Linked DNA regions of Mus musculus: region 2 is linked to region 1. The links are chromatin contacts, found by Hi-C or POLR2A ChIA-PET in ENCODE. All regions are on one chromosome and are shown on one strand. The core of a region is the stretch at or near the end of the contact, and the rest is flanking DNA. Distances in the headings are between cores, read along the strand shown. Region 1 overlaps Msi2 (musashi RNA-binding protein 2). Region 2 overlaps Msi2 (musashi RNA-binding protein 2).

Region 1 (6,482 bases), core at 3,724-6,223:
CCTAGCCTAAAAAATATAAGTGGAGACTACCTGCTATTGTGAAATTACAACTGAGCATGCACACACATGGGGGAGGGGCAGAGAAAGAAATTGATTGATGATTAACTGCCTTTTTTTTTGCTTCCTCTAACAATAAAGTTAAGAGAAAATCCACCTCCTGACTGAGCCTGCATATATAAACAGCCTCCCTGAGATCTAGCTCCCCCATCGCCTCTTTGCTCTGATCTCTCGGTGTCTATCTTGGTGTTCAACCTGGATAATGTCGGAAGCTCTCCTTGCTGAAATCTAGACCATACGCAGGTATCAGGATGTACTAATAACACCGTAAGCTCAAAGAATCCCTTTCTCTCTCCCAAACACTATGTAGATACCACCAGGGTGGTAGATGGTTTCCCACATGGAAATTAAGTTTCAAACCGCCTCACAATCCAAAGTGCATGCCTGCTCTTTGGCCCAGCTCTGTGGTGGGTCTCCTCGTCCTCCACAGCGACCTTCAAGAAACACCAACAATGGGCTGAGAAGCTGTGCCGGAAAAATTCACATCACTCCCACTGCAAGAATTACAGACTCTCAGATACACAACTACAACAAGCCTTGCTTCAGTAGATGCCACTGGGCCTGGGAAAGACAGCCCAAGTGAGGAATTCCAGACCCTTCCCTCTGGTAATCTGGGAGTTATCTATAAGAACAACAACCTGGCCTGGTCCTCTGGAGACAGAATAAAAACTTTGCTGCTTGGCAGGTTCTAAAAACCCCTGCACCCCATCCCCCAAGCCCTCCAGTTGATTTCATGAAAAGAACAAATGGCGGCCTTAACCCTTAGCCCTGATTACCGTCATTACCATATTTTAGGTGTACGTGGCAATCAGCTCCTGATGAGCCCTGCTTTACCTAATCCACTGCACTGATAGAGCCTTGCATTGGTGATCCTGTCCTGCAGATGCTCGGCCCTGACTGCCACCTTAGTTCCAGAGGGCCATGCCCAACCCCACCCTCAACAGTTCTTTACACATTCCCAAAAGGCTAGAATGTGCAGCCAGGTTTCGGCAAAAGGCTACTTCGGGTAACCTCGGGGAAGAAAAGGGAAGTGGGATGGACAACGACGGACAGCCGGGCTCTTTTCTACCATTGCCCTATCAGGATACAAAGGAAAAAAGATAAACAGATGAGCAGAGAGGCCATCCATCAGGAACCCACTGTCGCAGTGCAACCTTTTTCCTAGCTTAAGAGACAATAATCTCGGGGGCTGGAGAGATGGCTCAGCGGTTAAGAGTACCAACTGCTCTTCCGGAGGTCCTGAGTTCAAATCCCAGCAACCACATGGTGGCTCACAACCACCCATAGTGATATCTGATGCCCCCTTCTGGTGTGTCTGAAGACATCTACAGTGTACTTACATATAATAATAAATAAATCTTTAAAAAAAGAGAGAGAGAATATGTCTGGGAACTGCTGCAAAAACCACAGAAGACATGTTAAAGCGCTTGCTCAGTCCATAGAACACTCTTCAGAGATGTGTACTGATCCCAGTGGAGTGAAAACACAGACAAGAAGGTTTGGAAGGAAGGAAGGAAGGAAGGAAGGAAGGGAGGGAGGGAGGGAGGGAGGGAGGGAGGGAGGGAGGGAGGGAGGGAGGGAGGGAGGGAGGGAGGGAAAGATCATTTCTAGTAGTAAGCCTTCTCTGTCAAGTGTGTTCTGAGGATCAAGCGCTGTGTTAGGCTTGGCAGAGGAGATGCTCACAGCAAGTAAAGAGGCTGGGCTTAAGAACACAGGATTGATCGTGGCCTGAAGGATGAAGGTCAGCCAGGAATACCCAGGAGAAAAGGGCCTCCAAGGCAGAAGCTCCAATATCCTCAGTGGCGATCGAGCATGAGCTATTGGTGGCCGCTAGTCTGGTAGTGTGCAGAGTCTAACTGGGCAGGTGAGACAGGAAGGCTCTTGCAGGCCGTGCCAGAGAAACAGAACCTCCATGGGGCTTAAACAGGGGAGGGGGCTCTTCAATCCTGTTGTTAAGGAGAAAAACACATCTATTCCAGGCGGAAAGATAGGCCGAGTCGTTCCAATGCTAGCAAGAAGGTTTGGACAAAAGGACAGGGTGTGAACCAGGGAGGAGATACCTGGATACTAGGACTACTAACTAAATTGCAAAAGGGGGGTCAGCTTTTATGCCCCAAGACCTCTTCCTGCCTCTGCTGCTATCCTGTTCTAGAAACATCCTAAGAGCAGGAGGAGAGGTGAAGCCACAGTTACATAAAGAGAGATAAGCACACTGCACCCTTGGCTCAGTGGTCTTTGAAATACGCGACCTTCTGTTAAGTCATAAATTTAAACTGTCTTGGGGGAGGTGGGAAATCCACCTCTCTTGTCCCCATAGGAAGTGCTGGTGTGGTTCCCCATATTCTACAAGTAGGGGGGAGAAGGGGGGACACAAAGAAGTGTTTGCAGTTAGACAGTATTTTTTTTTCATTAATTTCATTTTTTTAACCATTTCACCCTTCAAAAATGCAAGGTGATCTTTCTAAACCCATGAGGGCTGCTGATGCTCTGATAAGAGTGCTGATTCGGAGACTGGAGGGAGGGCAGGAGTGGGCACCGATCCCAGGATCCTGAGCAGGCCATGCAGGCAGATCAAAAAGAGCAAGAACTTCCACCAGTGATTTATGATGTGACCTCGGTGAGTCGCTGAGCTCCGTTTTCTTCTGTACAGAAGGAGATGGAAATCAAGTGTGCAGGCATCAGATGGGAAGGCACCAAGAGCACCCACAAGCTAGAATCCCTGTGCTCAAGAGGCTGAAACAAAAATGTGGAGAGTTCTAGACCGGCCCGGATAATATAACCAAAATTTGTGTGTGCGCAAACACTCCTTTAAAAAAAAAATTGGCAGGTGTAAAATAATCAGGACACAAAGCATGCTTAACACAGGACCGGGGCTCAAATGGCAGACATGAATCCCTCCCCATCCTTCCACTCCTTAGCCTTTCTTACCTCCGCCTGCTTGCCAGGGAACGAGGGTCAAACCTTCCCTGCCTGCCTCCCTCACCAAGCAGAATAAAAGGCACTTGAAAAGCCAGGAAATGCGCTCCATAAACTAAGAAACGAGTTACACAGACGTCCTTCAGTTTTCTGCACACACAGAGCTGGGGCGAACGAGCTCACCTCTGGCAGAAGCACTGGCAACCATTTGGGAAGGTCGAAGACACCTCAGTACGAAGAACATAGACACAGCCTATGAGAGGCAACGGTTTTATCAGCTTTCACCTCCACAGCTCCTGACCTTCTGAAGAGGAACAGACTGTCCCCCATTAGGAAGGTCATTTGGTGGGAGAGATAAAGCCATCTGTGCCTTGGAGGCAATATTTCTCTGTTACACCAATATCCGAATACATCCGTGTTCTGCTCGTGCCAGGGACACACTTCTATAAACTCTCACATAAAAAGAAAACTTAATTTTTCCAGTGAGGTAAATGGAAAGAGGAAAAGGAGCAACATTCTGAGGAAAAAAATATTACCAAGCAAACAGCACTGGGCCAGCCAGGAACATGGCTACATGTGCCACATTACTGATGGTTTTATAACCACGAGGTCTGCTCCATTGGAAGAACACTTGCACTGGGCAAAGCAATAGAGAAGAGCCTCTCGCTAACTGATCTAGCTGTCTGTTTACTGAGGTTAAGAGACGATGGGGGAGCCCAGACCTGTCAGCCAATGTTCAGGGAACTCATGTGGGCTCACTGCAGAGAGCTATGAAGGCAGTCACGTGGTCCACGGTATGGTGGCTAGCAGTTCTCTCTGAGGAACATTTTTGATAGGAAGGGCCTGTGCTTGGAGGTGAAAGCAGCTAAAGTCACTGTCTTCCATGGGCCATGGCTGTGAGATCTTGATAGAGGCATCTTCAACCCTTGGGGTGGTACCCAGGCCCACCTTGCACTCAGCAACTGCTTTGCAAAATCCAATCTCTCTTTCATCAGAGAAGAAAAAGCCGCCCATCCAGTTAAACCTCATTCACAATTCGCCAGTCATTCATTTCACACACACACACACACACACACACACACACACACACACACACACACACACACACACACACACAGGCTGCTCATGTGCCAGGTGCTGAAATAGGGACTCAGGCAAACACACCACCCAGAAACCATGCCCCCAAGGACAAGGCAGTGGTCAATGTACCCCAGAACAGAATTTGGGGCTTTTATCTGCTTGGCTCACCCCCCGCCCCCGTACTGGGAGTTTAGAAAGAAAAGCAATCTGCAGATGACTCCAAGTCCCTGGACACCATATTCGCCTCCTCTCTTGTTCTTGGGTAATCCATACACTCCTTATTGCAAAGCTGGGCACGAGCTCTCAGGAGATAAAAGCCTTTGTTCCTAAGGAAAACAGCTGGCCAGAGTTCTGTGTAATAGTCACAGAGATGCAAGCAGAAAGCACTGGGATGGACAAGTCTGGCTACACTGAGTCAGCCACACCCTTCCCTTTGCTACTACTTGACCATGTGATGTGGCATTTTGGGGATGTAAAAAGCCCACTGATGACATTTATAAGAAAGCAATGGTATTCACAGATATACTGGCAAATTCCCATCACCTAGGTATGTCATCTGCTGATAAGTCCTCAAGACTAAATGATGAGCATCATGTAACTACCAGGACCTGGAATCCCAAACGAACAAGTTTGAGTCTCTTGCTCTGGAAGATTCCCCCAGCTGCAAAAGAAATGGAGGGAAGGGTGATATGAGCTGGGTCAGAGGCATGGAGAGCTTCAGAGATGAAAGAGATGCCAGACTAGGGTTCTGAAGGCTGAATAGAAGTTTTCCCGGAAAACTGGTCACGTTAAGCATAGAATACCATCAACTTGCTTCAGTCCTTCTAAGTCTGACAAAGCGACGGAGGAAATCAAGTGGAAAAGAACATCTGTTGAGAGATAAGGACAGAGACGCAAGCAAGGATGACATCACCAGAGTCTTGTAGACCGTAACCAAGGAGACTGGACTCCATCCTGCGGGCAAAGGCTCATCGGTCATTAAGTTCCAAGCAGCTGCCTGAACCCAGTCAGATCTGCAGCCTATTTTAAGAGCCTTCTCTTGCCCTTCACAGAGGCCCTCCTTGTCTTCCTCAGCAGAATCTGCATTCCTGAAACCCAGGACACCTCTGATCATCGCGTGCAGCTGTTCTCCAAGTGGCATCTGTGGCTCATTTCCCGTTCAGCCCTCGCACTGGCTGGAAATAAGGCTATTCTCCCTTGGACCACAAATCTTATCGTTCACTGTCTTCCTCTGATGCTTACAAGCCTAACTACCCCCTAAATAATAATAATAATAAAATAAAATAAAAAATCACTCTCTGTCCCTAGCAGACCCAGGACAAATGAACGTGTGAAAGCTCTGAGAAGCAGGAAAAGATGGTCTGCTCCAAAAAGACCTGGAAACAAAGCGAAGGAACCGCCATGATGAGAATTTTTCCCTTTCCTAGCAGGAGGTCTTGCTCAGCCTCTCATGGTCGCTTAATCATCGGGACTCTAGAAGCAGCTACCTGGAATGAATCTTTATGAAAAGAAGAGAATAATTGAGCCTATTTGTCCTACAGGCAGAGCCAACACAGGAAGACGGACATGTGCAACTGAGCCAACCACAAGCGCACCCTCCCCCCACCCCAGGGACTTCACTGGCAATGTCCCCACCCCCAGCAATGTCATGCCTCCTATCACAACTAGCCAGGACCTCACTCATATGTCACCTTCACCACTAGGCTTTCCTTGACTGACCTGCTCGGATATTCATTCCCCGTATGCCTCACCAACTTTGCATCTTCTAAAAGACCCAATGATTTACTATTTCACTTGTCATCCAAACATTGTAAAGCCAGCCGCTTTCTTTTGCTTGAAGATGTATTTCTAGAACCTGGGCGGTAACTGACATGCAGTTAACACTTGCCTAATGAAAGAACATTCCAAAGCAACCTCCTCTTCTAGACAATGCTTCTCTGCATCCACCTAAGATGCAAACTGATCCAGACCGGTGGTCCTTCCCAGCAGTGCCGTTAGATTTCAGTTCCTTAAAGGCAGAGACCATGTCTCACTCTTCTCTGTATTTCCAAATCATCGGCAGTCCTCAAGTATATAATAACCCATTAAATTAAAAATCAAGTTTCCATGGAAAACAGGCAAAGAATCTACAAGCTACATCAATCTAACTTTATACCTAAGAGGTTTCTGCTTCATTCAGCAGAACAATGTCTCTGTCAGGCCTTTCTGGTGGGCAGAGCCCCAGGCCAGGGCTTCTGAAAGGGCAGAGACACTCAAGACTTGCATCTGTACGTGACTGATTGTCACCGGCCACTTGGGGTGACTGAAACTCAAGTTTACATGAAAATCAAGTACCATTTCCATTCTTCACCTGCGATGACCACATTTCAATATTCAGTCCTGCATGGGGAACGAAGTGTCCTTTCTACAAAAAAGCTTTCAACAGGCAA
Region 2 (6,565 bases), core at 2,285-4,784, 34 kb after region 1:
GGGAAAAATATGAAAAAGGGAGGTCCCCAAAAAGAGATGGTAGGCGGCCCACGACCTCACACAACTGCTGAATCTCAGAAGTAGGCTGGTAAGGAAAAAACCTTAGTTCAACAACACAGTTAATAAATCAGGCTAAGAAACTCGAACCTTCTTGGGCTCCTTCAGATGCCTTCCATGGTTTAAGGGTGAGAGGGAGCCACTGAATGAGAGCACAACTCGTATTAGACCTGCTTCCCTGTGTCCCCTCACTCACCTACCTACTCATTGCATCAACACAAACTGTGGTCCGGCACTGACCTGGTCAGTGGGGACGCCAGGACTCATATGAAGAAAAAACCCAGGCTAGAAGGTTCCGAAATGGGAAGGGTAGGAAGTTGAGAGTCTGTTTTGAAGCTACACGAGCACCCTGACTTTGCTAGAATGGCACACTGATTTGCAGAATGGAAGGTATTCATATAGACCAGAGCGGGGCCAAGCCCCTGTCCCACCATCCTGTGACTGAGACACCAAGTGAGCAGAGGTGACTTCTGTGGCTGCTATTGGTGTAACCCTCCCAAAAGAAATTATGGGGCTGTGGTGCCCACACTCAACCAGCCCCTCCAGAACCATCCTCCATAGAATGAGGTTTGTGGTCTCCCAGACTCCCCAGCTTCTGTGTGGTCCTGGCTAGCAGATGTCGGCATCCAGAGAAGGATAGAAGAAAAGCTGAGGCTGGGCAGTAGGGTCCAATCCCTGCTTGCTGGGCTACCTGCCTCTTCTCTGCACTCAGAGCTCCTTTATGGAGTTCTCTCTATAACCCAATTCTAGCCATGGCCTTTTTGGCAAAGGGGCTGTGATTACTCCGCACTACTGGACTTAGCATCACTCTTCGGGGAGCACCAACCCCTATCTCAACCTCATAAACCGTGCAGGTGACCTGTTCTATGAGTCACATGCACCCTGCTGGCACCCTGGCTAACACGAGGCAGTTAGTGAACGAAACCTCATAAGCACTATGGGTGAAGAAGACATGAAGAACAAATGAGGCAGAGGAGGAGGGGCTAAAGGCCTGGGATGCCTAGGCCAAGAGGCAGAAGAGGAGGGGAAAAGGGAAGGGGGATGCCTAAGCCAAGAGGCAGAGGAGGAGGGGCTAAAGGCCCGGGATGCCTAAGCCAAACAAGAGGCTGAATATAAGTGTGCCCAGGTCAGGGAGTCCCTTCAGCAAGGACACAGAGGCTTCCCCACCCAGCAAAGCTAAATGGTGGGTGTGAAGAGAAGTGGCTGGAAAGGAAGGTACTGTGTGACCATGAGCCTTATAGGCAGAGCTATCAACTATCCTGGAGCAGTCTCTGAGGGCCAATTGCAGGGTGAGGCCAGCCAGGACCCCTATGTTTCCAGATACATCACTTTCTTGGACATACTAGAAACTGGCATTCACTCAGGACAAATAAGCATAAGCCGTAACAAGGCTATTCCACAGCTCTGCGCCTGGAATTGAAGTCAGAAAATAACATAAAAGCTATCAGACCATGAAATATGGTTCATGGCACTAGCCTCCTCTGAGTGGGCACGTGCAGGTGCACGTACACACACACACACACACACGCCCTGGCACTGTTTACAGGCACTGGAGCATTCACAATCTCAGGTGGAAACACACCAGTCATTAACAGGAGATTTTGCTAAGATTATACCCAAAATAACTATCATTGGAAAACATAAAATGCTTAATACCAAACGCTTCCATATGGTTTGTTTATAATTTCCATGGCACCAGCCAGCAAGAATTCACTAAGAGGACAGCCACCGAGTCACTCAATGCTTAATTCTTCTCAATGGGCATCAAAGGAGATACGGTCAGGTATTATTGGATTCTGGACGGCCCCTAGGTTTGAAAAGTCACATTTTTGGCTTCTTACACACTCCTTTGGGTTTCTAAATATACGTGTTCCTCAAATTAGCTTCAAAAGGCCTAAAGGGAAGTATTTTCTACCGTTCATCTGCTCAGTTTGGCCAGCAGTAACTACATGCAGACAGGCAAGCGGCAAATCAGGCACACCTGTGCACCAACTTGATGATTGTAATAAAAACTGATACAAAGTGGTCTCTTTGTCTACTTACGTATTTATAGCACTGTTATGCACTCCACAGTACTTGGACACAAATGTATACAGCTCACCCTGGTAAAGCCCCTCTTTGCAGAGCTTTCTCTTCCTTTCCTCTCCCCCTGGTCTGTCAAGAGCCTTCCCGTAAATTCTCTGATCACTGTCAATTCTCTGATCACTGTCGGGATCTCTCATAAATGTTAATTAGGAAGAAGATTTAAATGTTGCCCCCCAGCTGTGCTACACGAAGAACGCCTACATCTCCAATGCTCTCCCTGCTAAGCTACAGTCTCTACAACTGTTCCCCCTTCTCTGACCAGCTCAAGGACACATACTCCTATCCTCGCAGTACATATGGACCCCCCCCCCCCCGGTTTCTGAATCAGAAGCCAGACAGCATTGGTCATCAAAAGGAGAGGAAGTAGGTGGGTTGAGGAGCGGGTGACTGATAGTCATTGAACTGGTTTCCAGGGTGGCATGAGAAAAAAAGGAGTAATTGAGAGCCATAAGGAAGGACCACCGTGAGACAGACTGTTCCAGTAACTCCAAGGTTTCTCTGTACCCCCAAATATCTCCTTTGGCCTTCTAGCAAGGACAAGAAGACATTGGACTGGAAATGACGTTTGTAGCCCTTCATGTGGGCTGGAGACATACAGGCAACACCTCTAACAGTTAACACCAATGAGCAATAGCAGACCCATCCTGACTGAAACGGTGGTGGTGGCAAAACAGGGAGAAGCCACAATACTGAGAAAGGAGGTGACCTGGAGTACAGAGGAAAAAACCAACTGAGTCATGTTATTTCTCCATTAGGTGACTTCCCTGAGTCTTATCAGTGGCCTCTAGTCTCAGAGGACAACTCAGGCATTAACTGTTACCTGCCCACCTCCTGTGACTCTCAGTCCCTGGTCTAACTAAGAGGCCCACACTTGGGACCCTGGGAATGCCCAAGCTTGCTGCAAGTACCAGGAAAGTGCCCAGGCATACCAACAACGTACCATGTGGGGGAATAGATGGTTCTTTCCTACAGCAATGCCCACCTATTCCCCTTCTATATTACAGAGTCAGTACCCACAAGTCATTGAGAAAATGTGCAGCAAAGCTTAGAGCAGCTATACACACCCCTGTGCACACGGCTGTGAGCTGCAGGAAGAAGGGACCAAACGGGCCTTCTGTTCACCAGCGCTGAGCCACATGCAGGGCCTGGGCTAAGGATGGTGCAGTGACCAGAAGAAGAAAGTACAGTCAGACTAGGAATTCAACACACTAAGAAAGTCCAAAGGACAGCTTGGGTGACTGGTGGAAGAACTGACCATTAGCAATGCTATTCTCCGATAATGGCACAGAAGCAGCTACTGTGGGAAACCAGAGACAAACATCCCCTGCCAAGGGAGAAACCATGGACAAATGCCCGCTCCTCTGCTTCCAGCAACGGTGTTGGTAAAAAAAACTGCAGGACATCCCAGTTACAGTCACGCAGACAGAATGACCCCAATTAGAGAGCCCAGAATGGCAACACCACAAGTGGAAAAGTCAGAGCTCTGCCACACTGCCTGCAAAAGCGGCTCCTACAGTACAGAGACAGGTCAGAGAGCAGTGTGACCCAGGCAGGCCTGGGCATAGACCTGTTTCTTTCCTTCACTTAGAATTCCTACAGGCAGATGAAGCACTGGGCACACTCTCTGCTTCTTCCCCCTTTTAAGACAGAACCTCCTGGTAGCCCAGATTAGTGTCAAATTCATTATGTAGCTGGGGGTGACCTTGAACTTCTGATCCCCCTGCCTCTGGGATTGCAGGCATATACCAGCTGGTTTCTGTTGACCTGATGATTAAACCCACAGAACTGTGCACGCTAGGCAAGCACACTACCAGCTAAGCTCCCAGCCCTGCATTCATTGTATCAAAACAATGGTTAAGGTCATTTTTAAAAAGGTATCGTGGAATATAGGTCCCATAATTCAAATACTGATAGGCTGACATGGCTTGAATTCCTTTTATACACAGGACACTTTGTAAAAAATGTCCAATTCATGATTCAAACAAGAACGAGACATGACCTGGTCTTGAAGCCAGACATGCTGCTGCAACCCTGTGGCTTAGTACTCTAGAGCCACAGGCAGAAGGATGGCTACAAGTTTGGAAAGGCTACAGGGTCAAAGGTGGCAGAGGCAGGCTGATCTTTATGAGTTCACACAGAAACACAGGCCAGCCTGGTGTACAGAGTGAGTTCCACGATAGCCAGGGCCACACAGAGAAACCCTGTCTCAGAAAAACAAATGAACAAAGACTTGGAGAGGTGGCTTGGCAGTAAAGAGCATCTGCGGCTTATTGAGGACAGAGTTCAGTTCCCAGTACCAACATCCAGTGGCTCACAACCACCTACAACTCCAGCCCCCAGCGACCCAACGCCCTCTCCTGGCCTCTGAGAACACTGCACTCATGTGTACAAAGCCCCAAACACATACACCTCAGGAAAAATAAAACAAATCTTTTTATCAAAAAGAATTCACATAAAATGGGGTACTTCAAGGCTATTTCAAATGGTTGTCATTTTTACACAACTTTCCAAGAAATACAGGTGGATATTAGAGAGTAGCAGCAGGGTCTCATTTACAGGAATGATCTTAAGTTTTCTTTTTAAATGTTCTTAAGGGCCAGTGAGATGCTCAGCAAGCAAAAGTGTGCAAGCCTGGAGACCTGAGTTCATCCCCAGAACCCTCGATGGGGGCAGAAATGACTCCAGGAAGTTATCCTCTGACCTTCACATGTGCACCCAGGCACTAATGACCTCACAGGCAGGCAGGCAGGCAGGCAGGCAGGCACGCACGCACGCACGCACGCACGCACACACACACACACACACACACACACACACACACACACACCATATGCACAGAATAGTAATTGTTCTTGTAGTCATAATGCAACAGAAACAAGAGTATCATGTAAAAGCCAATACAGGTCACTTAAGAAAATCACATTTTGGGCTGGAGAGATGGCTCAGTGGTTAAGGGCACTGATTGCTCTTCCCAAGATCCTGAGTTCAATTCCCAGCATCCATATGGTGGCTCACAATCATCTGTAATGGGATCGGATTCCCTTTTCCTTCTGGTGTGTCTGAAGACAGCTACAATGTACTCACATACATTAAATAAACAAACAAACAAATATTAAAAAATAAAGAAAATCACATTTTAACTTGAGTGAAAACTAGAGACATGATCACAAATCAGAAACCACCACCGACCACTACTCACCCCTCACCTGTAACCTTTAACCTTTCTCTTCCTCCTCCCTCCAGCACCCATTTATCTACTTCCAAAAGATGCAGCTATTACAGCCTACAGGAAACACAGGACTTTGCAGAGACAAGCTTACCAAGGACAATGTGTGTGCTGTGTGCTGTATGCTGTTCAGAGTCTTCCAATAGAGAAAGGAAAGTGGGGCACAGACGAGAGACTTTAAGAGCAGAAACTCTGCTGCCTTTTGCATAAGGAGGGGAATTAAGACAGAGGGAGAGCCATTTATCTGCACAAAATAAAATGCAAGAAAACCAGGAGTCAGTCGTGACCTCTGACTCAGGGGAGAGGAAACGGGGAAGAAGGATAGGACGCCGGAGGAACACCGCTTTCAGCAAACTCTTGATGGGTGTGCATGTCCCATGTACCAAATGAGATGAAATTAGCAAGGCTAGAGGAGAAAGTGGGCAACCCTATAATTGAAGGCAAGCCGCAGCCAGAGGGAAAGGTGGGGGTGGCAGCAAAGAGAGAGACAGTCCAAGCTTACAACCACAGTATCTGCCTGGACCCTGTCTTCTGGGAGAGGTGGGGTGGCCTGGGGGGGGCAACGAGCCCTTGGATATTTTTCAATAGGGCAGTCTTTTGTGATCGCATGAGCAAGCCGCCACATTTCTAACCTAGATGTGTGAGAGGACTGTACACAGGAGTCAGCTCTTGAAGCCCAGTGCTGGGGCTCTCGGGGAGGAAGGGTCACACAGGGAACTACGGAATGAAGAGACTTGCTACACCGGTGTGATGTAAAAGCAGAGTTTCTGAAGGATGTATGCATCTCAGTGCACGTGTACATCCATGTGTGTGCATGAACGTGTACACTACCCCTCATACTTCCTGGATCTCACCACTCAAGTAGCCTGGAAGCAAAGGTACTCCAGTAACTCATGCCTTGAACTCTGACTCCATCCCCCACTAAAGGGAACCAGTACCTCAGAGACATGGCCAACTCCAAGTCTAAGACAGGGTAGACACAAGGTAAGCTTGGCACGTTGTGTTATGACAAGCACAAAAGAAGTCCTTTCAACATGTTTAGTGGCCTCGGAAGGAAAGGTCTCCCATTGGCCCAATCTTGGAGCAACCTGAGTACCAAAATTACTAAGAACAAGAATGATCATAAGCCACTGAGACACCAGGATTTGATGAGCTGATTTCTGTGATAACAAGATGTTCAATTAATGGGAAGAAAGG

The links. A loop is a pair of places that touch in the nucleus more often than their neighbours do. ChIA-PET counts read pairs that join two places held with the same protein, here RNA polymerase II (POLR2A).
Region 2: a loop to region 1 is called in a map of left cerebral cortex, with 2.1 times the contacts of the local background. The contact joins two enhancer-like sites. A Hi-C loop is called at or near these places in 2 of 37 maps with a recorded cell type or tissue (heart and left cerebral cortex). POLR2A ChIA-PET finds 5 or more read pairs at or near these places in 3 of 5 experiments (Patski and embryonic stem cell).

The regions. Positions count from the first base shown.
Region 1 is chr11:88,600,303-88,606,784 of GRCm38, forward strand. All of the region lies in intron 5 of Msi2 (musashi RNA-binding protein 2), which reads right to left. Among named protein-coding and RNA genes, the nearest start is that of 0610039H22Rik, 16 kb to the right of the region's middle. Within about 2 kb of position 4,974, at least 1 of the 3 ENCODE cell types and tissues checked has a DNase peak (open chromatin) inside an H3K27ac peak, as active enhancers do; it is heart, where a contact is called at or near this core.
Region 2 is chr11:88,635,582-88,642,146 of GRCm38, forward strand. All of the region lies in intron 5 of Msi2 (musashi RNA-binding protein 2), which reads right to left. Among named protein-coding and RNA genes, the nearest start is that of 0610039H22Rik, 20 kb to the left of the region's middle. Within about 2 kb of position 3,535, at least 1 of the 3 ENCODE cell types and tissues checked has a DNase peak (open chromatin) inside an H3K27ac peak, as active enhancers do; it is heart, where a contact is called at or near this core.